2 separate regions of the Homo sapiens genome follow, and region 1 is linked to region 2. The links are chromatin loops, found by intact Hi-C in ENCODE. Cell type or tissue: GM12878. All regions are shown on one strand. Links, peaks and the distances in the headings refer to the core of each region. The heading gives the core; the rest is flanking DNA.

The links. Hi-C counts contacts between places; a loop is a spot of excess contacts. Peaks named below come from ENCODE experiments on the same cell type or tissue, not always from the same donor. Only the 100,000 strongest peaks of a DNase experiment are listed, where the experiment ranks them.
Region 1: a loop joins it to region 2, with 2.1 times the contacts of the local background. A loop is called at or near these places in 10 of 110 quality-filtered maps.

Annotation. Positions count from the first base shown.
Region 1 is chr5:72,389,038-72,404,783 of GRCh38, forward strand. No RefSeq gene overlaps it. Among named protein-coding and RNA genes, the nearest start is that of PTCD2, 77 kb to the left of the region's middle. RefSeq lists a silencer at 5,800-5,849. In GM12878, for the core only: a CTCF peak has its summit at 5,844; no DNase peak of the experiment used is centred there.
Region 2 is chr5:72,459,489-72,475,234 of GRCh38, forward strand. ZNF366 (zinc finger protein 366) reads right to left here. Exons shown (of 5, transcript NM_152625.3): 2 at 677-2,022. The coding sequence starts at 2,008. Among named protein-coding and RNA genes, the nearest start is that of ZNF366, 40 kb to the right of the region's middle. RefSeq lists enhancers at 25-174, 5,823-5,882, 6,253-6,572. In GM12878, for the core only: no CTCF peak of the experiment used is centred there; DNase peaks (open chromatin) are centred at 5,813, 6,303 and 6,883; H3K4me3 peaks cover 2,646 bases; H3K27ac peaks cover 4,617 bases.

The DNA.
Region 1 (15,746 bases), core at 2,746-10,745, 71 kb before region 2:
TTGTAATGGGGTTCACATGGAAGCAGGAAGACCAGTTAGGAAACAAAGCGGTAGTCCAGTGAGAGATGACGGTGGCTTCTATAAGGCTGGTGGTCGTGGGCCTCAGGAAGAAAGGTGGTGTAAATCTAAAGATGCATACATAAAAATATCTCCTAGTTAGATCACTGCTTTCTTAAAATAATGAGAATTGAGTGTCTTACAGGCAATGTCGTCCTCAAAACACACACTGACATTACAGAACAATGTCTCATTTCCACATAAATGCATAGATTTGACAGGCACTTTTCATTGAATCCTCACATCTGAGCAGAAGAGAACACTCATACCAGCCATAAGCATAGGAACTCGGAGATGGTGACTGATTCTCCTGCCAAGCAAACTCCTGTTCTTCGTGATTGGCAGAGGCTGCCATGTGGGCAACAGGTCTGTCTATGTACAACTGTCTTAAAATTGGCTGGAGTATTGGGTCTGTGTGGGAGGTGTGTATTATTAAAGGTATATTGGGAAGATATAGGTAACCCTCCCAGGTTACCTTGGGAGGATGTAGTGAATGAAGATGATGTGTGTGCGTGTGTGTGTGTGAGCGTGCTAGTGTGACTTGCTGCTTTAATAGCTTATGCATCACCATAGCCAGCTATAAACGGAACAAGTTCATAGAAACTCCATTAATAAAAAGCGTCAGAGAAATGGCTTCACTTATTGACATAAGTATAAAACCTCTCCACAGTATACTTCGTATGACATCAAAATTCCTTGGCAGCAACTATAACAGATTTGAAATAAATAACTTGGTAAAATCAGTCTACAAAACCTATAGTCTGTGAGGCATAATTTGGGCCTGTTCTCTAGGTAATGAAATAATTATACAAAATGGCGTAATTTGGTTTGAACACAGTAAAGGAAAAGAAAACTCAAGACTTCCATTTAACTGTATTTTTTCTCTCAAGGTCCTGAAATCTGTGGCTTACTAGGATTTGGGAGTGGAAATCCATTTTGTTTAGGTGACTGAGATGTTTGAGGTGGGGAGAAGTTAAAAGGAAGCGGGGCTGCTACTTGAAGGTAGAACAAAAGCTGGACCCTGGATCATAGATGCGGAAAAATACTCTCTTCTCCCCTGGGTTGCATGCAGTGGGAAGACCACCCACTTCCCCAACTCCAACCCTGTCTGCCTTTCAAATCTTGTTCAAGTACCCTTTTTTTTTTTTTTTTCCTCGAGACAGAGTTTCACTCTTGTTGCCCAAGCTGGAGTGCAGTGGTTCTATCCTGGCTCACTGCAACCTCTGCCTCCCGGGTTCAAGCAATTCTCCTGCCTCAGCCTACCGAGTAGCTAGGCTTATAGGCGCCCGCCACCACGTCCGGCTAATTTTTTGTATTTTTAGTAGGAACGAAGTTTCATCATGTTGGCCAGGCTGATCTTGAACTCCTGACCTCAGGTGATGCACCCGCTCGGCCTCCCAAAGTGCTGGGATTACAGGCATGAGCCACCATGCCTGGCCTCAAGTACCTTCAATTGGCAGAACGTTATTTGCATTTAGAATCCTAAATTCAAAATAATCTGAAAATAATTGTTTTCAATTTTGCAATGAAGGAAAGCACCCAAGAAAATAGGTTGGAATTGGTGCTGAGGACCAATTCGTCACATCTGTTACAGAAGAGAGAACTGGGGGGATGATTTTAGTGGAATGAGTCTCTCCTTCCCTCAGGTCAAAAAAGAAGAGCTTCAGGGACACTACTCAGAAAGCTAGAAGTGTGTCCTCTGCAGTTTGGGCATTAGGGTGGGATGTATTCTGACTCCTGCCTGGGGAGTGTGAAAATGAGAGACACTCTGACTACAGGAGCAAAGCAATTTGGCACTGCATCATGATTGGCCTGTTCTTCTAGAGCTTCAGATTCAAGAGGAAGAAAGTAAAAGGAAGCATGAAGGTTTCTGATGTACTTGATGGCCCACATTCCAAAGAGAGCTGATGTGGAGTTGATTCATGTCTGTCCATGTGGGTTGTCTGAAGAGGAGAAGGGGCTTCACCAGGAAGAGGCTGGAGGTCAGCCATGAAATTCTTAGGAGTGAGGAAAGAGGTGTGGCATGGAACAGGAAGAGAGTACAGCATTTCCAAACATTTCCCCTAAGAAAAGGAATTGGGTTTATTGCCTGCCAGGCCTGGGGAGGATGCTGAAGGCTCACACCAGCTCCAGACAGTATCAATGGTCCTGCCTTCTTTAATCTCCTCTTTCCCCATACTTCAAAGGTCAGATACTATGGGTGCAAGAGAGAATGAAGGAGGAGATGAAAGGTGAGGGAAATGAGTGTTATGCACTTAATTGTGTCCCCCCGAATTTATATGTTGAAGCCTCAACTCCTAATGAGTTATCTCTAAAAGGTAAGGCTTTTATGGAAATAATTAAGGTTAAATGATATCATAAGCCCTTATCTAATAGGATTAGTGTACTTAAAAGACAGCAGAGAGCTTGCTTGCTGTCTCTACCATATGAGGACACAGAAAGAAGGTGGCCATCTGTAAGCCAGGAAGAGAGCCCTTACCGGGATCCAAATTGGCCAGCATCTTGATCTTGGACTCCCAGCCTCTAGAATTGTGAGAAATATATTTCTGTTGTTTAAGCCCCCCAGTCTATGTTATTTTATAAAGATAGCAAAAGCAGACTGTGAGAAGCTAAGTCGCTTCCTCTGTCTGCTGGTAACTTGCAAATGGGAGGGAGAAAGTGTTTTAGCCTTAAACCGAGTTTAGAGTTTCAATGATTATATAAAGCCAAATATTTTTGCTTACTGAATTGAGATCAAAACTTGTTATATTTTATTCCCAGAGAGTGACCAGAAATAGCATGAGATTGTTTGAGACTTCTTCCAGGAGCTGGAGAAGAACTAGTCTGAAGAGTTAATTTAGAGTCAATGGGGGCAGAAGACAAAATTGCTTGATGATTACATCCTAAGAATTGTTCTTGTTCAGCATACTGATTATAAATTAGCCTTCCAAATCAATATATCTTGTTTTATACTAGAGACACTCAGATATCCTAAAGGAGATAGAGTGACTCCAGGCCCCTTAGAAATGACTATACCTGGCAGAGCATGCCAACTGGAATCAGGTTGGCCCATCATGAAAACAAAGGAAAATGGAAGAGCCAGCTGACTGGGTGCACTTTTGGAGACATCTATTATCAGATTTCTTTCCATTTCCAAATGCACAAATGACCTCTCAAGACTTAGGGGGAATTCATATTTGTGAGGACTCGAGCCCATGCAAACCATAGCATTTAAGTTGGAGTTGTTTAATGAATCACAGCCTAATTTCCTCTGTTGCTCATGGCTATTTTGTTGTTGCTTAAAATGTTTGCCAAGAAAAGGGTTATATAACTTCTTACCTTAACATGGCAGAGCATATTTGGTAGGTGATGAGTAAACTGCCTAAGCTGTGCAGCACAGAGTCCAGTTATAACCTGTGTGGAACTGGCATTTGTGTAAATAGTCTGACAAGAAAGTTTAATTTCATTACAAGTACTTAAAGCCAAACAAGGGGATTCTGTCTGTTAGCTTCTGGTTTGGTTTCTTCAGCTACTCTGGCCTCTTTCCCAGGTGGATAATTCTTGTTACTAAAATAGTACAGCTCTAAGGCAGGCCACATGATGTTTGAACGGAGTTAGGGCAGATGGCAAACATTCTTGACCTTCTATCAGCATGAAACCAGAGTAGGTTAATGCCCTCTTAGTGGCAAGAAGACCAGTCTGGTAAAGTTTAAGAGTTAGCATTTCAAATGTATTTGTTTATTTGATATTAGAGTTTGAAGACATTGACTAACATTGTCAAAATTTGGTACACTGCTAAAGGAAATCAACATACACTTTTAAAAGTCTGTATGGAGTATAAGTTGCTCAGTTTTCATGCAGGGGTAAATAGCACCAGGTGATAATGTACTGTGTTTTGACCCTCTCCTCTGATGCTAGTTTGCCCAGAAATGAGTAAATGCCTAGCAAATTAAGGTGGGCTCATAGGTTCAAACGCCAATCAATAAAGCTAAAGATAAGCACTTAGCAATGTTGAATTAAGGAAATTGTCTAACTGAGATTAATTTCCACACCATAAAATTTGTCTGTTTCAAGTTTTCAATTGTATTATTTTTGCAGAATTATGCAACCATCACTACCACCCAGTTTTACAACTTTTTCATTGCCTCAAAGAATTGCCTCATGCCCATTTGCAGTGAATCTCTACTCCACCCTCAGCCCCAGGAAACCACTAATCTAATTTCTGTCTCTATAGATTTCATATAAATGAGATACAATATGTATTCATGTGTACATCTGGCTCCTTTCAGTTAGCATAAAGTTTGGCTTTTATGAATAATCATGCAATGAACATTTGCCTACAAGTCTTTGTATAGATACTTGATTTTATTTCTCTTGGATAGACACTTCAGAGTGGAATTACTGGTTTGTATGGTGAGTTTATGTTTATTTTTTTCAGAAACTACCAAACTATTTTCCAAAGTAGCTGTACCATTTTCCATCCCCATCAGCAATTTTCCAATTGCTTCATATTCTCTCCAACACTCTTTATTGTCCATCTTTTCTATTTTAGTCACCCTAGTGTATCGAGTAGTAACTCATTGTGGTTTTACTTTGCATTTCTCTAGTGAGCAATGACATCCAACATCTTTTCATATGCTTGTTAAACAATCCTATATCTTCTTGGTGAAATATTTGTTTAGTCCATTTTTAAATTGTGTTGTTTGTTTTCTTGTATATCGAGTTATAAGAGTTCTTTATATGTTCTAAATTCAGGTCCTTTGTTAGATACATGATTTGCAAGTACTTTCTTCTAGCCTGCGACTTGTCTTTTTGTTGACTTAGTGGGGTCTTTTGAAGTACAAAAGTTTTTGATTGTGATGAAGTCCAATTTATCAACATTCATATTTTATGGATTATGCTTTCGTTGTGACTGACTTTTTTTGTATAATGGTTCTACCATAAATGGGTGCATGGGAACATATATTCTTCTCTTTCTGTTTTGCTATATCCCTAAAGCAGCTCAAAAGTATTCTACTGAAGAAAAATAGTGATAAGGGAGTTTCATATAGGCACAGTCTCTAACATTGCTTTGAGATTGGAGAAAAATGACCTTGATTTGAATGAAGGGGAGAAAAAACCCCTAAAACGCAGCAAGAAAGTTATTCTGAGATAAATGTTGCATTAAACCTAACATTAAATTAATATTAACAGTTATTAGCAATCCAGACGAGCAGGAAGGGAAGAAGTGGTTAAAACTTAACGTTGTTATTGCTTGAGCTCGGGAGTTCAAGACCACCCTGGGCAACATAGTTGGACCCCGTCTCGAAGAACAGTTGGACCCATCTCAAAAAACAAACAACATAACATTATTGATTCTTTCTGGGGACAATAAGTGAAAAAACAGAGGACTTAATTGTTTAAGGAGGGGAGTTCTTAACTCCAGATGGTCCAAGGATGGAATGGCAGTGCTTTCTTCCCTGTTATTCACTCACCTCTTTTCTGGTGGCACAGGATGGGGCTGGTTAGTAGAGTGTAAAAGAGAGGAGAAAAAAGCCTAGCAATAGGTAAAGAAAATAGCGATGTAGATAAATTGGAGTCAGAAAACCCAGGCTTATATCCCAGCTATAGCCTCAACTAGTGAAATTCTGTCAGTACACTTGATCTCACAGTCATTGTTTCTTCCCCTTTAACATGCAGACAATAATTCCTCTTTATAGCAGAATCAGGTGGGGGTGAGGTTGGGGGAGTTGCTTGTGAATGTGCCCACTGCACTGTAGGAACCCAGAGGTCTCTACCACAAAGATGCAGAAAAGCTCTGGGCCAAAGCACCTCTAGGTGGGGCAAGAGTGTGCTAGCATGAGGTCCCAGAAGATTAGAGATTGCCACCATTCGTGGCAAAAGTCAACATTTCCTCTGAAAACCTAACCAGACATTAAGAGGAAGAATCCCAGGCTCATCAGTCATCTAACACGGAGAGTGGAATACAGGAAAAGCTCTCAGAGAGAAAGAAACTCTGTAGATTTCTGTTTTTATCTTAAGTTATTAATGGTGTGGGAGATCTTAAACAATAATTGAAAGATAAATGATACCAGAGAACAAATGAGAGCAGAAGAGTTTTGTTGAAATCTAAGCACTATCATTAAAACAAGAAAAAAGCATGAGGAATTTTTCTTATCAGGCAATTGAAGACATTGGTTGAGATAACCTCTGAGACTATTTCTTGTTTATGATTCTACCGCAAGGAAGAACTCTTCATAGAAGTAAGACTTTACGCGCCAGAAAGAGTTTTTCCAGAAGAAATTTTAAGGTGGTTGATAAGACGGAGTTGCCCAAAAAATTTCTTTAAGAGGGAAAGTATTTTGAATGAAGTAAGAAAATAAAATAAAGAATTCCTGCCTTAAGACACATACCAGTACTTAAAAATTCACATGTGGGCTGGGCATGGTGGCTCATGCCTGTAATCCCAGCACTTTGGGAGGCCAAGGCGGGTGGATCACCTGAGGTCAGGAGTTTGAGACCGGCCTGGCCAACATGGTGAAACCCCGTCTCTACTAAAAATACAAAAATTATCTGAGTGTGGTGGTGGGCCTGCAATCCCAGCTACTCAGGAGACTGAGACAGGAGAATCGCTTGAACCTGGGAGGCGGAGGTTCCAGCCTGGGCAACAAAGAGCAAACCTCTGTCTCAAAAACAAACAAACAAACAAACAAAAAACTCACATGTGAAAAATGCTGAGGACAAGTTTTAATTCTGCAGATAGAATCTCGTTTAAATAGGAATCCAGAAAAAGCTGATAATTTGGAATGTGACACTGGGGGTGGGTAGCTTTCAGATCGCAATGTTAGACATAGCAATTAAATTTGGAAAGACCTGGATATTTGCAAATAGATCTGGACCTGTACACCTGGGCTTGGAGAAATCCTGTTAACCACAAATATTACAATTAAATAGATTGTCATGGAAAAGAATATTTTCAGGGATTGGAAGTTTTCCCCTCATTCTCTGGGCTTGCAAATCTGGTTGTTAGCCCCCAGCTTAGACCCACCAAGCCAACTTATTTGTGGCATATAAAATGGCTGTGACTGAGTTCTAAAATATATGCTTCAATAGTTGAATACGATGTTGTATAAAAACTACTAAAGTAACTTCAACATTCACACTCGTGCTGGGTATTTTTCTGTTCTTCCTCTCCACTGGTGACTGCGCTGCTCTTGGCCCTGGGAGGCTTGTCCTGTATGGATTGCAACAATCAGGGCTTTTGCTCTCTGGCTTCCTGTGGGACCCTGATGAACACCACCACACCTTAGTGTTAGGCATTCGAAAAGAACCCTGATCACATTTATCAACCTCAGAAGAATAAGAATGGGAGTTTTGTTTGGGATGTGTGTGTGTGGTGTGTTTTTGTATGAAAGTGTATTTCTGTAAATAACATTTGTGCCTCCTCAAGGCCAAACTTAAGGGAAAGAAGGAAGGAGAAAATAGATAAATGAACCCTGATTCTAGGCAATGACACCCCTGTCAGAAAGCCCCTTGTGTTATGGATGCAGGGCTCTTTGCCTGCAGGTCTTTTTGTGTGTGAGATAGTAAGAGTTTTATTGTATATCTCTGTAATCCATACTAACTGCAAAAAGCCCACACAGTAGCAAGTTATACAGTATTTCTACAAAGTAAAAACTACTTATAATTCCATTAGCCAAAGCTGACACTTTACAGTATGTCCTTTGAGACTTTCTCTTTCCTCCACTTCTCCATGTATTTATTTGCGTGTGTATATTTGTGTGTTTAATTACTACAGCAACATGTGCTGATTTTGAAAAAACCCTGAATATATCAAATTGTATAGAGAAAAAAACTGAGTCAGATTTTTGTTTTGAATCAGAAGCTCCTAAAGAGGCATCAAAGTTACTTAAATATTTTTATTTCAAAATAACGTAAACTTTCTCCATACTCAGCCTTCAAAGCATGATGCTCACAGAATGTGGTTATACATTCACAGCTTGAAAACAAGTCAAGGGACACCAGCTTGGTACAATTCCCTGAAACTTCCCCAGCTTTAGTTTCCCACTAGCTCTGTTCCTCTCTTCTTTTCAACGAGTAATTATTTAGTGATAAAAAGCTTAATAATCATAATCTTAGAGGAGTTTTAAAAAGCATTAGGTAGAATTTTTTTTTCCTTCTGAATAACTTAAAGGTGTTTTTAAGGAAAAGAAAGGACTGGGCACGGTGGCTCACACCTGTAATCCTAGCACTTTGGCAGGCCAAGATGGCTGGATCTGCTGAGTTCAGGAGTTCATGACCAGCCTGGACAACATGGTGAGACCCTCGTCGCTACAAAAAAGAAAAAAAAATCAGTTGGGTGTGGTGGCATGTGCCTCTAGTCCCAGGTACCCTGGAAGCTGAGGTGGGAGGACCACCTGAGCCTGGAGAAGTTGAGGCTGCCAGTGAGCCATGATCATGCTACTGCTCTTCAGCCTGGGCGACAGGGTAATACCCTGTTTCAAGTAAACAAATGCAGAAAAAGAAAGATTTTTCATTGTAAAAATAATGTTATTGTTATAAAAACTTCAAGTAATAGAAAAACAGATATAAAATGAAGTGCAAAAGCATGCCATTCCCCTGTCAATTCTTATCTAAAACCACCTAATTCTCACACCTCAGAAATAACCACTGATTAAGCATATTTTTATAAAAAATTGAATAAACAGGACAAATTTTCTTCAGATGTTTTTAAGATATGTAACCAAAAAGTATCTGAGACAGATCTCAATCAATTTAGAAGTTTATTTTGCCAAGGTTAAGGACATGCCCAGAAGAAAAAAAAAAAACCCATAATCACAGAAACTGTCGGCGGTCTGTGCCTTTCTCCAAAGATGAATTTGAGGGCTTCGATATTTAAAGGGGAAAAGCAGGCTGGAGGGGAAAGAGGGAGGGTATGCTAATCCACCTGTTGCAAGAGAAAAGGAGCAGGTAGGGGAACAGTCAACTACGTATTCCTCTGGTGCTCAGAAAATCGGCACCTTACATAAGATAGGATGAAGGCAGAGTAGCTACCTGTGGAGATATGGAACCTTTTATCTATAGCTATCTGCTTAGGAAGAGAAGGAAAGGCAGTTTCTTGTATGACTCAGCTTTCAGCTTAATTTTTTGCCTTTGGCATAGTGAACTGGGGTCCCGACTTCTTTTTTTTTCTTCCTCTCACAGATACAAAAAGAAGGTTGGAGAAAAAGAATTAGCTTTAGTCTTGCCCATTTTAAATTGGCAGAAGGGAATCATACCTACATAAAATGGATTTAAAGCTAGAAATATGCTTATAGAATGGGTAGCAAAAAGAATGAGACAAGTTTTTTCTGTTTTCTTTTCTTTCTTTTTTTTTTTTTTTAAATTCTGAGAGAAAAATGTACCCAAAGAGAGGAATTCAACTTGGGAGGAAACTAAGAAAAGATTCAGTATTACCAAGTTTTAAGAATTGAAACTTCCAGGGAGAAGTAGAGACAGAATGTGGTTCACACACCATGGGAATGTGAAGGGAGGGCTTCAGCCAGAGGGTGACAAGTGTCACCCATGGCTGACAGTGGGAATGAAGAGAGGTGGCCTTGATTGCTGGGTGCTGAATGTTAAGCCCTCAGTCATGACCCATTTAGTGTAAAGGCAAAGGAATGGTGGGATGGACTGAAACCCACTGGTAATAAGAAAAGATTAAGCAGACAATAGAAGGCATGATGTGAGAAAAGGGACATGAATGACCCCAATGGTACATTGTCTTTTTTTTAATAATTGAAGAAGATGATGATATTTAGAGGGTCTGGCTAAGAAAATGAGAACCATTGATGTTTACGAAGTAGTACCATCTGTGAAATTTATTCTGTTTTACTTTATGGTTATAACTGTTTGCAGAACGGTCTAACAATTGCAACCAGACTTCTTAGAATTTCTTTTTTCCTTTCAAAAATAGCCGCTGTATTTTTGAAGATCTTTGTGTTGGGATTAAAGCCCTAAAGGCATTGTACATGAGAAAATAAGATCCTGCAAAAGCTTTTAAAGGATGAATTAGGAGTTTGAGCCCATTTAGGAAAGAGAGAAAAATCCTCCTTAAGGGGAAGTGGGAAGAAAAATGAGGAACAAAACTGTAAAAGAGGTAGACTACAGATGTTTACGTTCACTAACTGTGTTATCGGTTTCTGAATGTGGTGTGAAAAAAATTAATAGATGATGATTGACTAGGAAGTGCTAAAATGGAGAGAAAAGAATGAATTCTTCAAAATGGGGTTAAGCTATTTTTGTTATTGTTGTTAGGCAGTTATTATTCACTGAACTAGGTTTTCATATTTTGATTTTTAAAGTATAGGAATTATGAAGATAAAGGAAATGATATTTGGGAAAATATAAGGCTTGCTTTGTCATTTTAAAACTTATTTTGTAGCACTTTTCCCACTAGAATATGTTGCATTGTTAAGTTGAAATCTGGTTAAAATCTGTTGAAAAATCCACAACCAGTATTTTCTCTATGGGATAACAACTATGAGATGACTAGAGAAAATACTGGTTGGGTGCTCAACTCTTAAGCAGCAAAGACTTAGAAGGGAGGAATTCAGAGCAAGAATTTTTTCAAGTGGGCAGATGTAAGGCAAAGTAGCAAAAGGGATTTACATCGCTTCATGTAAAGCGATGGGAAATAATGTGGCAAAACAAGCTGTTTGCACCTCCAATCCTCAGGAGTGGTTTGTACTCAGACTATCAAAATGGCAAAGTTGGAATTACTCTGTTCAAAACCACATGCTTATTTACTACATGCTAAAAGATGAAAAGGCCTACTTACATTTCAGCCTGTTGAATATCAAGAGCCCCTGTTAGGATTACGATTCTTTTGATTGTAAGGAACAGTGTGGTCCCATGCTAATGCAGGAAAAGGACTCACAGGCTGAAAACTCAGGGGAATCTGATCACTAGGCTGTGCGGAGGGTGAGAACCAGGGCAGCCTTGGGCTCTGGCTAAATCCTTTTCTCTGACCCCTTGCTCTCTCCTTCCTTTCCCTCCCCTTTCCTTCCTACCCCGCCCTTCCCCTTCTCTCCTCTTCTTTCTTGGCAAATCTCCTTTCCTCTGTCTACTGAGCTGGTGTAAAATGGCTTCCTCTAGCTATCCCACCTTGTCTCCCTCTTTTTCTTGAATTTACACAGGCTGAATCCTCGCCCTGGACTGTTCTCCCTCTTCTTAGCCTGACTAGGTCCTGTCTGTTCTCTCAGAGTCTTCTCAGGTACAGCCTCTCCCAGGTAGCTTCTGTTGATCCCCTAAGGCTGAGATAAGTGTCCCACCTGTGAGATCCCAGGATCACAGTTATTAACCATGCCATCTCGGGTCCTTCCATTCTGTATTGCATGGCCTGACTGCTTGTCCCTTCCCACACTGCACCATGAGGCCCTTGAAGGCAGGGATGAAACCACCTTGCAAAAATTATAACAGTGAGAAAAGTATGACAGTGAAAGAGATCTGATATAACCAATCTCCATCTTGCCTTTAACCTCCAAACTGCCCTTAGTCATTCCTGGGCTTGGCCCAAGCTAACTTTGGGAGAAATGTAGTTTATAGTTTAAATAATAACTGCCCTTCCCCAAACTAAACTGCATTTGCAAAACTAATGGAAGACTACCAGGTTAGGAAGATGAGAAGAGCCTGAAATCTGCTAAAATGTAGGCATAAATGATTACCAGCCATTATTCTGGAGGTCACAAGGTTTGCACCTTCCCCCAGTTATTCCTGCAGATAACATCACTATTATAGAATCTAAGACTGGCCTTTTGAGATGTCTTTTCAGGCTTTTGCATTTCTGCAAATGTCCCCACCCGGACCCACAGCTCTTGACTCAACTGGTCCTATGGCCCCCATCCAGAAGTGGACTCAGTGTGCAAGGACTGTTTTTCACACTCTTATGATTGCATCCCCAAACAATCAGCAGCACCAATTCCCCTTCCCACCAAATTATCCTTGTAAACCCTAGCCTCTGAATTTTTGGAGATACTGATTTGAGTAATAAAACTCCTGTCACCCAGTCAGCTAGCTCTGTGCGAATTAAACTCTTTCTCTATTGCAATTCCCCTGTCTTGACAAATTGGCTTTATCTGGGCAGCAGGCAAGGATAACCTGTTGGGCTGTTACAGGAAGTATCCCTTGTTTCCCCAGCATGGAGATATCTATGAATGGTATGCCCTAGGGTTGTACAGTGACCCCCTGACCAGAAGCTTATTGGATATTTATTGAATAAATGAATGAGTGAATAAATAAATCTATCACTCACATTTCTGAATTACACAGAAATTGTATTGTCTTCTGTATTTGTCTTCATCATCATGGTATGCATCAGATTTGCTTAATTCTAGAGTTTAATTTCAGAAATCTATAGTGCAGACCAGGCATGGTGGCTCATGCCTGTAGTCCCAGCACTTTGGGAGGCCAAGGCAGGCAAATTGCTTGAGTCCAAGAATTCAAGACCAGCCTGGGCAACATGGCAAGACCTCATCTCCACAAAAAATACAAAAAACTAGCCAGGCATGGTGGCATACACCTGTAGTCCCAGCTACTCAGGAGGCTGATGTGGGAGAATCATTTGAGCCTGGTAGGTGGAGGTTACCGTGAGCAAAGATCGTGTCACCACATCCCAGCCTTGGCAACACAGCAAGACCCTGTCTCAAAAATAAAAATTATTTTTTTAAAAAGAATTCTATAGTGCAAATTAGTACAGGTCTAGCATTAAGTAAAATTGGACTGACACCAATAAAGAAGGACCCTGAGTCATTTCTTGTCTTGGATTCCTTGATTGAGAATTTCAGTAGCTGATGTATCTCAGCTGGCTAAGAAGTAGCCCACCTTTAGGGAAATAGCTCAAGATGAGTGGTTTTGTTCATATGCAGGAGACAAGCTCTGCTTTAGATGTCAAATGACTGAACTACTTGGTATTCCTCCTGAAAACTTTCACCCTCAACTAGAGAAATTTATAATGTAAAGAAAATGTGTTCATTCTCTCACCAGGCTTATAAACTCTTGCTTTGCATCTTCAGCTAGAGTTGAGAAATTGATTCTAATGTTTCTTATTTGATCTCACCATGGTCTGTGAACACCACAAATTCAGCATGTCCACAATGCGAAAATGATCTATTTCACAGTTACTGCTTCCTTCAAGAGTTCATTACCACCCACTTCAATCCAGGCTCATGCTCACCTGCAAAAGGAGGGTGAAGAGGTGGTTTTGAGCCCTGAAGTATTTTGCAGTCTAGTATAGGCAAACCTATTCAAGCTCTTTGCCGACAGCACCAGATCTGACTCTGAGTTCAGGTGTCATTTTCCCAGTGGGGCTTATGATGAATTCTTGGGATGCCAACATCAAGAAAAATCATGCTTTGTCTCCAGCTGGAAGTAGAGGGGGTAAGCTTCATTTCTTTGATGAGAAAGTGGAATTTCCCTCCCAGAGCTCATGGGGAAATTTTTGGCTTACATGATTTTGCTACCACACCCGTTGGCCTGAGTGTCCTTAAGTATAAGAATCCTATTTCCAGTTGTTGAACTGTTTGTACCAAGTTATGGATTAATTTCTCCCTTGGCTAGTTTCAGTGCCCTTGTCCAAAGTTATGTTCCTCTCAAATATCTTTTACTTAAAATAAATAAGTACAAAAAAAAATTCTCCATGGAAGCCTGAGGGGCATTCCTTACACATGTGCTCACAGGGAGTTTCCAAGAAGCAAATAAGGTTTTAGGATGGGAAGGTCAGATAGAGAATCAAGTCAGTCTTGATTAAAAATGGCCACTTAAACCGTGAGCATGTGTCATAGGTAACTACATGGAATTGTGAATTTATAAGAGGAAGCCATGTGATGTCCACTAAATATTTTTTGTTAATTTCAACACCAGGTTTTGATTTCTGGAACAATATTTTGGATTAGGCATGAGCTGAAAAGAAGTAGCTTGCAAGTACATCATTTCCTTTTGCAGTATAAATAACCTAACGGGTAGTTTGTTGGCTGGTGGCCATCCCCACTTGTAAAGCTCCAAACTAATATTTGTTCTTTCCTGGGTTAAGATTTTTCCAGAGCCACATTTAGGAACAACTGCATCCTTCCCTTATTAAGGCTCAAGCTATAAAAGAAGGAATGGAAAAGGTGGAAGCTTGTCTGTCAGCAGGGTCACTAAATATTCCATTCCAGAAAGCCAACTGGCACTTGGTCAGCCATTCAGAGTTGAAAGGCCGCAAGACACCTGGATCAGGTGCATCCTTTTGTAAGTTAACTGTACAGGAGCCACAGAATCAGACCCTATCATATTAGAACTAACCAATCAGCCTCCCAGATTCCCATGCAACTCACCCGTTGGACATCAGGTGGCGCCAACTGTGGTCATCTAGGCAAAAATATCTCCCATTTTCCTGTCTCTGATGCCTAAAATACCACCATTAAAGATTTTTATCTTCATATTGAAGAGTTGAATTCACAAGCCAGAGGTCTGGGATCTAGCTCTGCTGTTGTGGAGAGTCACTTAACTTCTTTGAGTCTTAGTTTCTCATCTGTAAAATCTGATTAATAATGCCATCCTTTAGGTTGCTGTGAGGATTAAGTGAGATATTTGTTGGTTTCAAACTTTGGCGCATATGAAAATTATCTTGGATGTTTGTTAAAAATGTATATTCTCAAATTTCCTTCAGAAGATAAAGTATATTAATTTATTTTGTAAATGTAAAGAGTTGCATGTATATAAGTAATTGCTCATATCATCCTGGGAATTCCTGCATGGGTTAATACCTTGAGTGGTAACCAGCCCATTGTATATCAAGAAAGGGATTGGGGTTAAAGAAGCTGATGTTCATTGAATATCTAATGTGGTCTAGACCCATTACACACATTATTTAATTATATGAGGTAGGTGTTAGTATTCCCATTTTACAGATGAGGAAATTGAGGCTGCGACAAGTTAAGATTCTTGCTCAGCATCGCATGGCTAACAAATGATGGGGTCTATCTGTGAATCTGGCTTTACTTGCCTCCAACTTCAAGCTCTTTCCATTATACTAGAATTAATTCATTGATTAGATCCTTTCTAAGTAACCAAAAGTAAAACCCACACTTTTAGAAGAGGAAAGAGAAAGATGAGTAAAAAGTTCTCAAAGTGCGATTCCCAGGTCAGAAGCTTTAGCATTCCCTGGGAACTTGTTAGAAATGCAAATTCTTGGGCCCCACTCCAGACCTTCTAGATCAGAAAATCTGGAAGTGGGGCCCATAAATCTGGGTTTTAACAAGCCCTCCAGGTGACTCAATGCACACTCCCATCTGACATCTGTTGCTATAGACGTGAGGAAGAGTGTGAGTGTGAGTGTGTTGTGGAGGGGTCTGGAAAGGGTGGAGGCTCAGGGCAGCATGAGGCAGGAGGCACCATGAGAAGGAGGAAGGTGACTGAAGGCAGAGGATGGCAACCTCACAGCATCCACCTTCGCTCCCACTCTTGCTCTGTTGTTCTCAGTCCAATCTTACTGTGAGGCCCCAGACAGGATGGGGCCCACAAGCTCCATGCCAAGGAATGGCATGGTCCCAGTAAAGAGTCCTCTATACCATGAAGAATCTGCTAAACATTGGAACTACTCATTCATTAATTTCAGTGACTGAAGATTTACGGCAAGCTCAACAAGAAAAGTTTAATCAAATATCAGAATGATCTCATATTGAAGGGAGACAGAAAAATATTCACTAAAAAAG
Region 2 (15,746 bases), core at 3,144-11,143:
TGTATTTCCCCTTGAAGACCTGAGCACAGAGAAGATCAAACAAAACCAAACAGAGAAGGATGCTTTCTCATGCCTCCTACAATGTAAACCACAGGGCACTTCACCCAGCTAGGCACGGGTCCAACGCAGGGAGGTATAGGCCCTGCCGGCCTCAGCCAAGCTCTGCTTCCCTTGGAGAACTTGCATATGAAGCAGGTCTCACAGTTGAGGGAGAAAACAATCCAAAAAGTTTTCCACTGCTTCAACAGTACAAGACGAAGAGAATTATCCAGAAGGTGCTCCCTGGCACATCCCAGGCACAGAGCTGATCTAGGGTCTGATGACTTACTCATGCTAGTGCCTTGGATGAAGTTTCTAGAAACCGAATCTGCAAGATTCTTGGAGGCTAGGGAGCATCCTTCCTCATCTCCTCTGCAAATGTCTGCATTATTTATTTCTAGGCCTACCTTAGAGTCTAGAAGGCTGCTGGGGCAAAGGGCTTGGTCGAGAATCGTTCTCTCTTATTTAAACGTGAGGAAGGACCTCAGGGCTCGGCCAAGGGACCGCTTGTCCGGGGTTGCCCACCTCCTCGGGGTAAGGTGCAGAGCGGCACAGGCGTCCTGCTCCCCAGTGCTCTGCTCAGGGCCCCGCTCCTCTTCCCAAGGCCCCGTCCGCCCCACCAGAGGCCCCGCAGTACCTTGTGGGTGAGGGAGTGCTGCTTGAGGTGGTGCGGCTGCACAAACTCCATGCCACACTCTGAGCAGATGTAGGGCCGGATGTCCTTGTGCTTCATCATGTGGTTCTGCAGCTGGCTCGGGTACTGGAAGGTCTTGTCGCACTCGGAGCAGTTGTACTGGATGGGGCCCCGGTGCGTGGTGAGGTGTCTCTTCAGCTGGGCCAAGGTGGGGAAGTCGAGGCCGCACTCCACACAGATGTTCTCGCGCCCACTGGCGTGCTTGGCTTCGTGGGCCTTGAGCTCGCTGGGGTAGGCAAAGCCGCGGCCGCACACGCGGCAGTTGTGCGGCTTCACCTCGCTGTGCTGCATCATGTGGCGCTTCAGGTGGCTGGTCTGGGTGAAGGCCTTGTGGCACACCTGGCACTTGTGGGGCCGCGTGCCCTGGTGGGTCAGCATGTGGGTATGCAGGTGGCTGAGCTGCTTGAAGAGCTTCCCGCAGTGCGTGCACGCGTGCGGCTTGATCCCACTGTGGCCCAGGATGTGGGTGACCAGGTTGTACTTGGAGGTGTAGGACTTCTCGCAGGTGGGGCACTGCCAGCGCTTCTGCGAGCCGCCCACGTCCACGTAGTAGCTGTCATCGATCTGCACGTTCACGTCCACCCTCTCCACCTTCTGCTTGGTCTCCTCGCTCTCCTGGGGCTCGGCTTTCCGGGGCAGCAGAGGTTCCGGGGGCTGCTTGGGCAGGAAGGTGTGCCGGCTGAAGGGGAAGGGCGAGGACGAGGGCACGAAGAAGGGGAACATGAGGCCCGGGTGGACTTTGGGGTAGTAGGGGTAGGGCGTGGGCAGGAATGGAGTGGGCGTTGGCTGGGGCCACACGGCGCTGGGCTTAATGGGTTCCTGCTTGACGGGCTTGCCCCCAAAGTGTTCCAGGCTGCGGTAGAATTGGAAGCCCACGTTGCACAGGTCGATCATCTGAGAGTCATACTTGGGGCGCGGGGGCTGCGGGAACAGCAAAGGGAGGTTGGGAAGGCCGTGGTTTTTGTTCTCCTCTGAGTGGAGGGCGAGGGTGACTTCTTCTGCAGGGTGGTTATAGGGCATCTTTGTGGGCATGCTCTTCCGTTTCCTAGACCCTGCTCCTTCGAAGACCCCGGGGAACCCATCTAGGTCTCCTGGGGGAGGTTCATACCGAAACTGGGAAAATGGCCCTCGGAGAGCTTCCGGGAAGGGGTGTCTTTGGGGAGCCTTTCCCCGAGAAGCCACTGGCTGCAGGCAGTGGGGAAAGGAGGGGGTCTTCTTCACAGCCAAGTCGAAATGCACATCCTCGTCTTTGATCATCTTCATTTCCTTCTGCATCCTTGGCAATTTTCCTTTAAAGAGAAAGAAACTTGTGTGTTTTGGTTTGGTTTTGTTTAAAATTCTCTTTTTCCTTAAGGATTATGGCTATTTATCAGTACTAATTTATGAAGAGTAGTACTTGCTTAATATGGACCCTCATTTATCCTAGGGCTGTTCAAAATATCGCTTTTCTTTCTCCTTGCAAACCCAGTTATCAATATGGATAGCACTGGCCTCTTGGGGTGACCCTAGGGCTGAATCAAATTGGGCTCCAGTGTAAATCCAGCCACAAAACCACAAGGGGTGATGGTAGCAAGGGAAGTGGACTAGTTTGGGAAGAAACCTGAGAACTCATCTGGCCATTGTCCCCATTTAAGATCAGGGTACCAAAGTCCAGATAAATGAAATGACATTCTCAAGTTACATAGGTACTCACTGAAGGAGTGAGCACTAGACCCATTCTGCTGCAGCTTTTCAATCTGAGTTGTAATTACATCTACTAATGGTGATTGGAAAGTGACTTTTAGGGTCTTTTCTTTGTGTAAGGAAACCAATTTTCACTGCTACTCCCTTGCTTGGGCCTTTGCTGCTGGAAAATGAGGATATTCAAAGCCTCATAGGAGAAGGGATGTTAATGCTTAACTCAGATCTAATCGTTTCTGAGTATCCACTCTGAGTAAGGTGTGCTACTAAGGCATAGGGAGTGAATGACATAAACATGATTTTAAAAAGCATATTGAGTAGCTCAATGTTATAAAGTCATCCTGGCAATGTACACATTCCACTCTTAAACCTGAAGCAAGCTGGAATGAAATATTCCTTTATTATGTGAAATAAAGCCGCACATGGGTCTCTCCTTTCAGACAGGTGTCAAAGTAAGGGGCAGGCTTGGTGACTCCTGTGGTGCCTGACATGTCCCCTGCTGACACAGCCAGTTACTGTGTCCTGAGACATAGGCATGTCTGAAAGAGCTGGTGGTGGGACTAGAGTCTGAACAAGGGGCAGTGTTTTTCACGTCTCCTTGCCAGTTTTCTTTCTTTCTTTCTTTCTTTCTTTCTTTCTTTCTTTCTTTTTTTTTTTTTTTGGAGATGGAGTCTGGCTCTGTTGCCCAGGCTGAAGTGCAGTCCAGTGGCACAATCTTAGCTTACTGCAATATCCGCCTCCTGGGTTCAAGTGACCCTTGTGCCTCAGCCTCCTGAGTAGCTGAGATTACAGGTGTGCGCCACCACGCCCTGTTAATCTTTGTGTTTTTAGTAGAGACGGGGTTTCACCATGTTGGCCAGGCTGGTCTTGAACTCCCGATCTCAAGTGATCCACCCGCCTCGGCCTCCCACAGTTGTGGGATTACAGGCGTGAGCCACTGCACCCATCCTTGCCAGTTTTCTGTCTTCTTCATATGGATACTGACAGAATGAACCAAGTGCTAACTCCACATTTCCAGTAAGGGTCAGTTCTACCCAAGTCCTCTGAGTTTGAGTGGGATCAATCCCTTTTGCTCATCAGATGCTCCCATGGAGCCAGCTGGCTTGGCCAGGTGTAAGGTCTGATGTAGGGCCACTGGAGATAGGGCTGACATAGAGTCTTAGACTAACTCAGGGCTCTAGCCCTTGGGATTGTCTACAAACAAGGCAATATGGGGTGAAGGTCCCAGGGCTGAGAGGGCCAACAGTTTTCAGTGATTTTCTATGGTCCTTGGCGAGTCGGATACAGCTTTTACAATGATCCAGCTGTTCTTAAATTCTTAAATGGCATGTGTGTCTTTTTGGGAGGCTTGAGAGCTGCAGTACAATTAAAACAAAAATGAGCCTTTTTTTGTTTGGTTACCTAGTCTATATACAGACAATCCAATGAGGAAAAAATATGTGCCTTATTATTTAACTATCTGGGCATTATTTAAAGCTGGACAGATAACTAAAAAAATAATGCTTAATATTTGCTTTGTGTTTATGTGAGTGGAAAGATAGCCCTGGCTTGTCTTTCTTACCGTGGGTTTGGGGCTTAGTAATTATGAGCAAGCTCTTGTATGTCCAGCAAATGGTAGGCCCAGCCTGTGTCTTAGCTTTGCTTCCTCCTAAAATTCTTATTGCAATGCTAGATCTTCTTCCACTGCTGCCTCAGGGGCCAGGCAATTGTAGGAAGTGACAAGGGCAGTGGGAGAATGAAATGTCTAGCTTTATGAGACCCGGAGGGGTGTGGGTGGGTGAAATGAGAGTCGTGCTGCGCTATCAGAAAGGACCAGCAGGAGGATGGGGAAACAGAGGTTATTTGATGGTTTTTCTTGTTTACTAAATCATCTCTTAGCTTGCAATCCAGCAGGTCCTGATCTCTAGATTCACATAGAGTTATAGAGGGTGTGGCCCTGGCCCAAGAATTTGTTGCATCTATAAAAATAATTGACTTTCAACAAGACTAAACGTGTCCTGCTGAATTGGAGGGGAAAATGGAAGATCCTTTCCCTATTATTTCATTTGGAACACAGTCGGTTTATAACCCCTTGAGAGATAAATTTCTTTTAGTAGAAAGGCTGCTCAGATTGGAAAAGTCTCTTCCAGACTACAAGTACCTATGGCAAACCATTGCAGAGCCCATCGAGAAGCAAACTGGTTCTCTTTTTAAAAATTTCCTCTGATTAAAAGAGGCAATAATTCCTGGTACATGCTAGAGAGCTTGGGTTGAGAATTAGTGAAAAAGAAACATGTCAGAACCTGGGCCAAAACGTACTGAGTTTCCTGTGTATTTTATTATTAAGAAGTTACTTCTTCTTAAGTACATGGCTAATGACGTGTTGTATCTTTATACAACGTGCTGTAGCTTATACTGGAAAGCTACCGACTTGGAATGGAATGTTATCACTAATTGTGAAACGGAAGTTATTTCAGTCTATGCACGTTATTATTGCCTTTGTTTAATATTTTTGTTTTTAGTTATGACATAATCAACTAATTGTTTCCTTTTAATACATTAGGAGTTGTAATATACTCCTAATATAATGTTAATCTCAAAAGCATATTTATTTTCAGCATTTGAATTTTTGTCACCATTGTCCTAGTAAAGCAAAAAAAAAAATGTCGAACAGAGATGATGTGGCTATTTCTTTAAACATAAATGGCACAATTATGTCCCCAAATGCAGAGAATTTAGGTGCATACATTTTAATTTTTTACGTATCTTAATGTCATAATATTAATTTCCCCCAGTTTCTGTGTGTATGTATAATGATTCTCCCACCCTTAAAATAGTAGTCTGTGCACACTAGAATAAAATCAGAAACCCAGAAGGTTTTTTAAAAAGTAGGATCTCGGCTGGGCGCAATGGCTCATGCCTGTAATCCCAGCAATTTGGGAGGCTGAGGCAGGTGGATCATGAGGTCAGGAGTTTGAGACCAGCCTGGCCAAGATGGTGAAACCCGTCTCTATTAAAAATTCAAAAATTAGCCAGGTGTAGTGGCGGGTGCCTGTAATCCCAGCTACTTGGGAGGCTGAGGCAGGACGATTGCTTGAACCCAGGAGTCGGAGGTTGCAGTGAGCCGAGATTGCACCACTGCACTCTAGTCTGGGTGACAGAGCAAGACTCTGTCTAAAAAAAAGAAAAAGAAAAAGAAAAAAGTAGGATCTATCCAGGGAAATTTTTACAGACATTTAAAACAGCAGTCCCTTTCTGAATACAGATGTTTTTCTGCATAAAGACCTTAAGGATCATCACCGGTCCCTACAGAGGTCAAGGAGAACTAGATCTGATTTCCCCTTGGCCTGCTTGAAAGAGAGATCAGCTGTGGCTGCTTCTAGCTATTAATATCTCTGCCTTTGAGCACCAGCACCAGGTGATAAGGAGAAGCCCGAGGTGGTGAAACAACAACAACAACAAAATCTAGCAAACAAACCATCCTGGGGAAGGGGAGTGTTGAAGGGAAAAGCAGGGGAAGGATGTCTTCCTGAGGAGGTAATTTATCTTGAAATCAGTCAAGTTAAAATTCTGGGTGTCCTCAGCAAAAATATTAATAGATTCATAGAAAACCTCAATGTGTACCACCCACATGCTCCGCTCTATTTCTTAAAGTAGATCCACAGGCACCCATAAAACTGACAGGATTCTTATGCAGGAGGCAGGAGAGGCTTGGGGATGGCAATCTGGTTAAGAGACCCAAAACATGAGGAGGTGGGGCAAGCCCTCCTCTGAGTCATTGATCCATGGCTGCCTCCAGAGACCCTGGAGAAAACCAGCAGGTTGTAAGACAGTTCCCCACCAGAAAGAGTTGAAACAACGTGCAAAAAGAAAGAAGAACTGAAAATGTAAAAGCCGCTGCGTGTGGGATAATGGAAAGAGCGTTGGTTTGGAGCCTGAAAGTCTAGGTTTGAATGTTGGCTTTGTGCTAGCAGCTGTGGGAGAGTGAGTAAGTTACTTTTGAGGTTTGATTTTCTCATTCATGAAATGGGAGTTAGGATATCCTCATAGGGTTGTTGGAAATTTAGAATGTGTATGAGAAAGTATGTTAAACACTAGACAGTATGCTGCCCTTAAGGAGTGAGAAAGAGTGGACAGGAGAGGGGGACTGGGTTGTGATCAGTGGTTTGATGCTGTCTAACATCATGTCTGTTTTCTAAGCTGAAGCTCTTGATCATGACTCATGGCATCTGGGCCTCTGCCTTGCAAGTTAACCACGACTTTACCCATTTATCCTGAGTTGGTCTTGTCACAGCAGCGAAGGTGAACCACGCTCAAAAAGGCTATGGATAAGGCTAGGGTGAGTTTATTCATACCATGTGGCGATAAACCATGTAGTTAAAGAATACCTCCCCATCCCTTCTCTATGGCTGTTTTTGCTATTACGGAGATGTTTTCAAGCTTATATTAATAACAGTCTGCTTTGATGAATGGGGAGTTGAAGCAAAGGCTGATCTCATGAGCTATTTCAGCCAGTGTGTGAGAAACTGAAACATTGCCCCGAATCTAACATCAGAGGTCACCTTCCTAGGGACAGGAGGACCTGTTTGTCAAACCCAAAGTCTCAGACACTAGAATAGTGCTGGGTCAACACTAGCAAACCAGCTCTTGCAATTCTTGCTAAACTGTGAAGACAGGGACTGGATCTGTTTTATTCACTGCTGCATCTTCAATTCCCGGGATGGAACCTGGCTCAAAGTAGATGCCCAATCAACTGCTTTGGGATGAGAGAAGAAATGGGTGGTTCTTGTTTTTAAAGTCTCCCATGAAGTTTTAAAAGGTATAATTTTATCTTGTGTTATTTAGACTGTGGATGACTTTCGATATTTCCCTAATGAAATCATCAGCACATCTATAAGTTATTAGGTAGTTATGAAAAGAACTTGATACACACGCTTTGTGTGAGTTGTTGCGTACCCTCCTCATCCAAGGGCACTATTCTCTGAGCTAACTCTCAGATTCAGGGTAAGCCCTAAGGCCTGGTACACTAATGCTGGAGAGCCATTATCAAAGTGCCACCAAGTTCTGCAACCCAGCCAGAAAACAGATTCCTGAAAAGGCCGAAGGGCAGTCATGGGTAGAAAGAAAGACTCCTGGACTGAGAAAGGGAAATGTAAACCAAGAATGGGTAGTCACCCTTCACTCTTCCACCTAAAAAAATGTTTGGGAAATTAGTTGCAACCCATTCTTTGTACTAATAAGAGGGAGAAGACTTTAGAATAATCATACATTTTCATTGTTACGGTCAGACATTTTTCTAAGGTCCCTGGCTTTCTACAATGCATCACCCAAACCCAATAGGCTATAAATCAAGAAACAAATAGTTTGAAAAGGAAAATATTGGGTTCATCTGTGTTAAAGGAATCTGGGGCTCAGATAGCTTCCTTAACTGCTATTATCCATAAGAGTTGGTTATAGAAATAGGGAAATCGGGAATGAATGAATTTTAAAACCAAAACCAAAACCTCCTCTTTGACCCATAAGGACCAATGAGAGAAATCCAAGGCCTGACCAAGATAAAACCACATTTAGTTTTGGGGGAAATATGCTGCTAATAATGGTCTTTAATTGGGAAATCACCTACTGCACCAAAATATAAATATTCCCCAGATAAAATTACTGGTATTTTGTGGTTCGCATTCAAATCAAAGGTCATTCCAGTAAATATTCTTGAAAGAGTCACAGTGAGCCAGCATGCCAGGGGCAAATCTCTTTATCTCTCCTCCACCACACTGACTTCTGTTGGTCCTGAAATTCACAAAAGAATATTCACTCTTCCACGAAAGAGAGAAAATGAACTCTTTATTCCTTGAAGCTTTCCCATTTTCATTGGAAAATGTTACATTTTACTCCTGGAGGCCCTGACTTCCCTTGTAATATGAGAGTGGCAGTTTACTTATGTGATGTACCCTAGAGCTCTGTTCTCAACAGAGGTGGAAGCAGGGAAAAGGTGAGAGTCAAGGAAAATAGTGAGAATAAATAGCAGTGTGAAGAGAAGCAAAGGGTAGGGGGTGGGGAGGACTACAGGAAGGCAGAGGAGGATAGACATGAACTGGCGGTTATCTTCTCTGTTCATACAAAAGATCTCCTAGTGAGGGTCCTCTGAAGAGGGATTTTTAAGTCTTAAAATGAAATGTTCTAACGTTTCAACATAATTGTCTTAATATATATGAACTTGTACTGCTGAGTTCTTCATTTGTAGATATTTGGCAAGTGATGACTCAGTCTGGCATTCCTGCGATTGGCAGGAATAGAACGGTCTCAAAAGATAGCTGGCAAATGGAGCAATATGTGGTCAAAAAAGTGAATGTTCTGCCTCGTCACTCTCTGGGTCAGTGGTAGAACCAAAAAGAGGTAACCCGATACTGGGCCAGGCCCCAGGACCCTTCCAGATGCCCTTCTGGCCCCCATTTAATTTATAAACCCCAATTCCTCCCATTTTGTTATAAAAATAATCTGTCAGCCCATGATGTGGACCAAGTCCTCTAGGTGGCCAGAAAATACGATTTGGTGATGAGACTTGTTCACACGTGAAACAGCCAATTGAACTCACAAAATCAATTTTTGAAAGTTCCTAAATACAACCAAGACATAATATAAAGTCAAGTTTAGTTGTGTATTGTTTAAATTGTCCATAATGAACATGCATATTTACCATTTGTGTATCTTAAATGTATATATTGATAAGAAGCCCTTAGTAAAAAAATTATCAACAACAGATTCAGCTACTAACTTGCATAGGTTAAAATGGATGTGGGTTTCATTTAGGAAAGAGAAGTTTTTCTTTTAAGTGCTGAATACCTAGGCCTAGTTTTTGGAAAGCAGGAGTGAATATAATTATTTGAGCTTGGAACAGCTGCTAGTGTGTTGGGGTTATCTCTGTCCTCGTGACCCATTTAAAGGAAGGAAATGAATTGGAGATATGACTTAGCAGTTCTCTTCCCCAACCCTCAGAGCTAGTATATCTCTTATAGATGGTGCTCTAACTAGAATGTTAGAATTTTTCTCCAACTTTCTTTGGAGGGAATGTCTTTAGAATATATGTTGTTTGTTCATGTTCATATATCAAATAAATTTGATAAACTTACTCTTAGCTACACAAAAAATACATATGTGTGTTAGAAACCTTCATTTTGTCCACCTCTGGAAATGACAGCATATTCAGTCTGGTGGGCTCCAGAATTCAGTCTGGTAGATAGTACCAGAAAATACGATGATCTGCAAGCAAAAGTGCTGAGAATCAATGCATAATTGATGAGGTTAGCCATCTGTGGAAGGAGCCTATTTTAAAAGCATAACTCAAGGAAATATTAGCTGGGGAGAGGTTGATAGAAATATTTTGTATTTTGCTTGTGGTGGTAATTACACAACTCTGTAATTTGTCAAAATTTAAAGAACCGAAGGAATGAATTTTACTGAATTTAAATTAAAAATGTTAAAAAATATAAAAGAAATATACAAAAAATGCTATTCTGCACGTCGATATTAAAAGTGTATATGAGGATATTTAGAAAACATCTAGCAATAGCCAAGGTGACCAGACCCCACCCAATAATCAATTCATATTTGTGGAATGTGTCCAATGATATTCATATGATATATACAGAGGGGAACAGGGTTATGAGAATTTAATGATCTTAATTCCTGCTCTTTCCAAAGGGGAGATTTTAAATATCGTAGATACCAGCATTTTTGTGTGTGTATAGTCTATTCAGCAAGAATATTGTGGGGGCAGGGATGATGCATTAAGTTATCCTTCAAGGTAGTCTTTTGCCTTGATTGCATGTTCAGTGAACAATCTTCTATAATTGCCCTAACATTCCTTGAAATGCAAAATCATCTGGAGCCTGGCACAGTGGCTCACGCCTGTAATCCCAGCAACTAGGGAGGCTGAGGCCAGAGGATTGCTTGAGGCCAGGAGTTTGAGATCACTGTCTCTGCAAACAACAACAGCAACAATAACAACAACAAAAAACTTAGCCAGGTATGGTGGTATGGGCCTGCCTTCCCAGCTACTCAGGACGCTGAGGTGGGAAGATTGCTTGAGCTCGGGATTTCAAGGCTGCAGTGAGCCCTGATCATGCCACTGCATTCTAACCTGGGCAACACAGCAAGACCCCGACTTAAAAAATAAATAATAATAATAATGAAGTAGTCTGCTATCAGTGGACAAGATCATTCTGGCCATTAGAAAATATACTTCTACCTCTTGTAAATCCAAAGATTGGTATTGATAGGTCATTCTTGGGCATCATATCCCCTAAGCTTGATGAACTGAGTTCTCTGACAACATGGAAGTTGTTTATTATAATAATCTCCACACTTGCAGGCCAAATCCTAAGTTGCCATGGCCCCACCAGATGCTGCTCTCCCATGCAGCCTACCTGAGCAGCCAACTGCCTTCTTTCTTTGACATTTCATTGGCTGTATCCGCCATATTGCTGCAAGATTCTGCAGGGCAGGAGGAGGAGAGAACCTTCCCCAGTGGAGTCTTTATGGAGACTTCTAGGTGAAACCTTTCTTTCCAAAAGAGCCAGAAGTGAACCCCTCACTTCTCTGAAGCCTATCACAATTGTTGGATGTTCCACTCATTGGCAGGGTCCTGTGCTGCCAGTCACCTTTCTGTGTGGGTGGATGTCCTATATTTCTAACATAGTTTGGTTAGAAAGTCAGAAACTTGCCTGGTGCCTCATACATGGTTCAAATCCAATCATTACTTGGAAATTTACTTGACAAATAACCGTGTCCTAGGTTTCTCTTGCTCCCTGATCCCAAGCAAAATTTTTCCATTTCCGGAAGACAGGACTAACTGGTTGACTTGTCCTGTCCCAGTTTATCCCAAGCCAACCTCGCGTAAATTAACTGCCAAGAACATCTCCCATGAGGAAGGTGCTTTAGCCATGGCATAGCAGGGACTGGGGTAGTGCTCCTCAGAATGGATGGCCCCTGCTTCATCCTGGCTCAGGCTCCTTGGCCAATGAGTGGCATGTTCCTTTGATATGAAAGATAGAATGTCCTGTTTCACTGAAATAACATAAAGGAATGTGGGAAGGTTCTGAAAATGCCCAAGGTGACAGTGGGCAAATGCCAATGAGTCTCTCAGTGAGTATGCAACCACAGAGTAAAACACACCCACATTCCTGCAAATACAGTGTGTCCTGGGGGAGCAGGCCACCATGATTTCCCTCACTGACTCAATAGCTGCAGATTCCCCGTGACTCTCCATGCAAATGCTCATTCGCTTTGTGGAAAAGCCCATCCTCATGGGCAGATGGGTCTGTGACCCCACTGTTCACTGTTTCTTTTTATTTTATGTAGTAGACTTCTTGCTATATTTCTGCCTTCTGATGAATGATCACTCTGCATCTGGATACCTTTTCTCCCCACTTTACATTTTTATTGTTCCAAGTCTTCTCATTCGTCTGCTTCATATTGATTTTTTTCTATTGATTCTGCTCACTAAAATCATTCTTATAAAATATACATACTGATAAAATACATGCACTTATCTCCTTGTGTACATGTACAGATAGCCTAGCTCTAGAAGGAAATAGAAGAATCTGGTATTATCTGCTGTCTCTGGGGAAAAGGACTGTATGGCTGGAGGAGGAAGGTTTGGGAGTGAAGCAGCTGAGTTACCAATTTATGGAGGGGCCGTTCCCATCATAGTCTATGGGTGGGTGCCTCTGCAGCTGTTCAGTGCCTGGGTGGAAAGGAAACTTTTAATGGTATACTTTTGCAACTTATACTTCTATACACTGTAGATGACTTAGCTATTCAAACACTTGCATTAAAAATGTAAAAATTCATATTGGCTTTCAAACAGCAAACACTCAGACAAAATTAGACTTGGGATTCCCTTCCTTTTGAGCTCTGAAAAATTCTCTTGAGGCATTTTAATAGACTCCTTGATTTTTCTGCCCAAGGTCTTAAAAAAAATTTTTTTTTAAGAGACGGGGTCTCACTTTGTTGCCCAGGCTGGTCTTGAACTCCTGGCCTCAAGTGATCCTCCAGTCTTAGCCTCTGCCTAAGGTCTTTGGATGCTCCTGTCAGACTTCACCCAGGCTTTTTCTTTGGGCATACAGTTTTATGACCTAGGCTTGTATCATCAGGAAAATAAATACAAGCCACAGTAAAAACTCAGACTGTGAGGAACTGCCCTGCAGGTATTCACTCAGCAAACTGCTTCAAGTGTCTCTTCTGTGTCTGCACTATGCTGGGTGCCAGGAGGACAATGTCTTATAAACCAAAAACTAGGTTCAAGGAACTCACCATCTAGTGAAAGAAACTGACAACCAGATGTCGTGCAAAACATTTTAGGAGCTACTAGAGGAATATTGAACTGGTTGGTTGATTTACTGAACATGAGAGAACAAAAAGCAGAACTACATTTCCTTGACTAACATCAGAAACTATTTTCTTTCAAAATGTTCTTTTTTTGTGTGTTTTTATTTAATCATTAAAATGTCAGTTAAAACAACATGAAAAGGATGAAGGACTATCTTTGGATGTGAAGGATGAGAGAAAAAGTTTCCCCTTTCCCAACCAGTGCCACAGCCTTCCCTACCAGTGGGTTCTGTAGAACAGAGGAAGAATTTGGGGACTTGCAAAATTAGGCTGACCTTCAATTAACTGCATTAAGAAAGCCAGTAAGTATAAGTCCAAAAATGAACTGCAGTTAACCTTGAAATAAAGAAGAATCGGTTAGAAAGATTCATAGTAATTACAGAATTACACACTGCAAATATGATTAATCCAGTTTCTCCATTCCAGCCCTCCGAGTTTCTCCCTGGCTTCTTCCCCAGTGCTGAGAGGGCACTCTGGCGTGTCAAGGGTGAGCCCTGTAGATTTTGGCAATGTAAAGTCCTTCCCCGGGGCCCTAATGTAGTTGAGTTGCTTAAAAGCTGCTTTCAGGGTAAATGAAAAGTCCAGTCCTATTTGTACCACTGTAGAACCACACAATATCAAAGTGCAAATCATGCCCCAGCCCTCAGACAGAATCAGTCCCCCTTCCTCTCAACTCCCACAGACTATGCCCACACCCTCGAGGGAGCTTCCTCATGGGGTATTGCATAATCTAACCTCCCACAACACTGGGATCTCCTTGAAGCCAGGGACCATTTCCTAAACCTTTCTGCGTTGTCACTATCTTATACAATCACCAGTACTTAACATTTGTAAGTGATGGATTTTCAAATTGCTATAATTTGCTAGTCTTAAGAGAATTTTGTTCTGTTCTTTTACAATAAATAGTAGATAAAACTGCCTGGAATGTGGATATGAGGCTGGAGGAGGAGCAGCCATATTGGAACAATGAGGCAACAATGCTTCCTACCATGTATGGTCAAGAGGTAGAGGGAGATTGTCAGTGTGGAGCTCCTGTACCCACTTGGTGCTGGTCTTCTTGTTATTTGAGAAAATGAATCCTTTACTTGGTTAAGAAAATGTATTCAGAGTTCTGTGGCTTGCAGCGAAACACAATCCTTATCTGATATATAGAGCAAATCAAATGTCAATTCCTCTACCTGACTGTCAAAGTTCTCCATAATCAAGTCCAACTCTGTTCCCCTTCTCTCTAAAATCCTGTCAACTGCAGTCAGATCAGACTTTCACAATTAGCTACAAGAGGCATAATAATTCCTTCCTCGTTGCCTTTGTTTAGACTGATTGGCCATCCAGAAATGTTCTTTTCATTGACCCATTCCATTCTTCCCGGCTGAACTTAAGTTCAGCTTCTTCCCGGAAACCTTTGCTCCCTACTCAGTTATCTGTCTCTTGTTTCAAATCCTATGACATTAAACCCACTGATCCCCGGGTTAAATGTATGTTTTCCCCCTATATTGCACTCTGATTATTTTGTGTTTAGGTTTAGTGCTTAACCAGTGCTTAAGCTCCCTGCAGCCTAGGATTCATACTCTCTTCTGTCATTGCACCTTGCACTGTACTGGTCACCATGAAGATACTCAGTAGATATCCCTTGCTTGGTTGTGATCCTCTTACTATGCATTGCTATATCTGCCTTTGAAAAGAGGTTTGTCTGTGGCTTGAAGAGCACATGTGAATTTAGGTTGTATCTCCATCTGGCAAATTAATGTTGCCATTGGTTGCCAGTTCAGAATCAGAATGAATTAATTTGCCATGTGGAGAAATTTGCAGCAGCAAACATTATCATTATGGCTTATTTATTGCTGTGAGCACTATGTTGAATTTGCACATTGTTTAAAGAGCATTTGTTGGTACTGGAGATGAACCTTTAACCTCTTAAATCTATGTCTTTGGCCTCAAGAAGATGAGATCAGGAGTTTCTGACACTGTCTCAGAAGCACCACAAAGGCCAATTAAAAGGCTCAGAACTCTCAGGCTCCTGCACGGAGCTGGGGCAGCTAAGCCATCCTGAAAGTCTCCTTGGAGGGCTGTGGTTCTCCACTGCACACAAAGGAGAAAGGACAGGGGAGGGGGGAAAATGCCACTGTTGATTAAATCTGTGAGGGTTTAAGTATTCTTCCACTACATTGAAATAATCACAGGACTTATATCTTGGACAGGTTTGTATCTCTCTTTTGGGACTTAAACTGTGAAAATAAAAAAGGACATCAGAGTAAGGGAGGGAAAGTCCAAATTCAGAAAGGAAGGTTACTGTAATTTTTCAGTTTTCTATGTTAATTTTTTTAATAAGATTTCATCACATTCATAACCTTGCTTTCTTTTTCTTTGTCTCAAATGTACACCCATGCACACACACACACACACACACACAGACACACACACAAGCCATGTAAAGTAATCCAAGTTGCTTATTCTTTGTGTGTGCATTACATTAACAAAATAGGGGGTTCCCTTCAAAGATATAGTTCCCTTAGCAACCTTACTGGAATTTCCTTCTCTGTATGGAATCCTCCACATCTTTAACCACAGAATCCACTTACTATTTGGAATTCTAAGTCTGCCTTATTGAATAATAATTCCTAATTTAGGAATTACAATGACTCTTTATTTGGCATTTTAATCTCAATTTTTAAAAATTTAATTAGAAAGAAAGGAGGGGTAGCATAAAAGAATTGTTTCTCTTGAACTTTTCTGTCCAGGGTACAGATCTTGGGACAAACACCCACAGAAGCCTTTATAAAAGCCTATGAGGTGCTTTGGGAGCTTCTTTGAGGAGGCTCAATGTTGCTTACTGAGAACTCCACCCTGGAGTCTTGAGAAGAAAGGCCAGAGTTACCATCTTTGCTCTGACATGCAGGAGCTTATGAGCAGCAATCCTGAAGCCCGCAGCCTGAAGACCTTCCTGTAGGGCTCAGGGACCCAAAAGTGA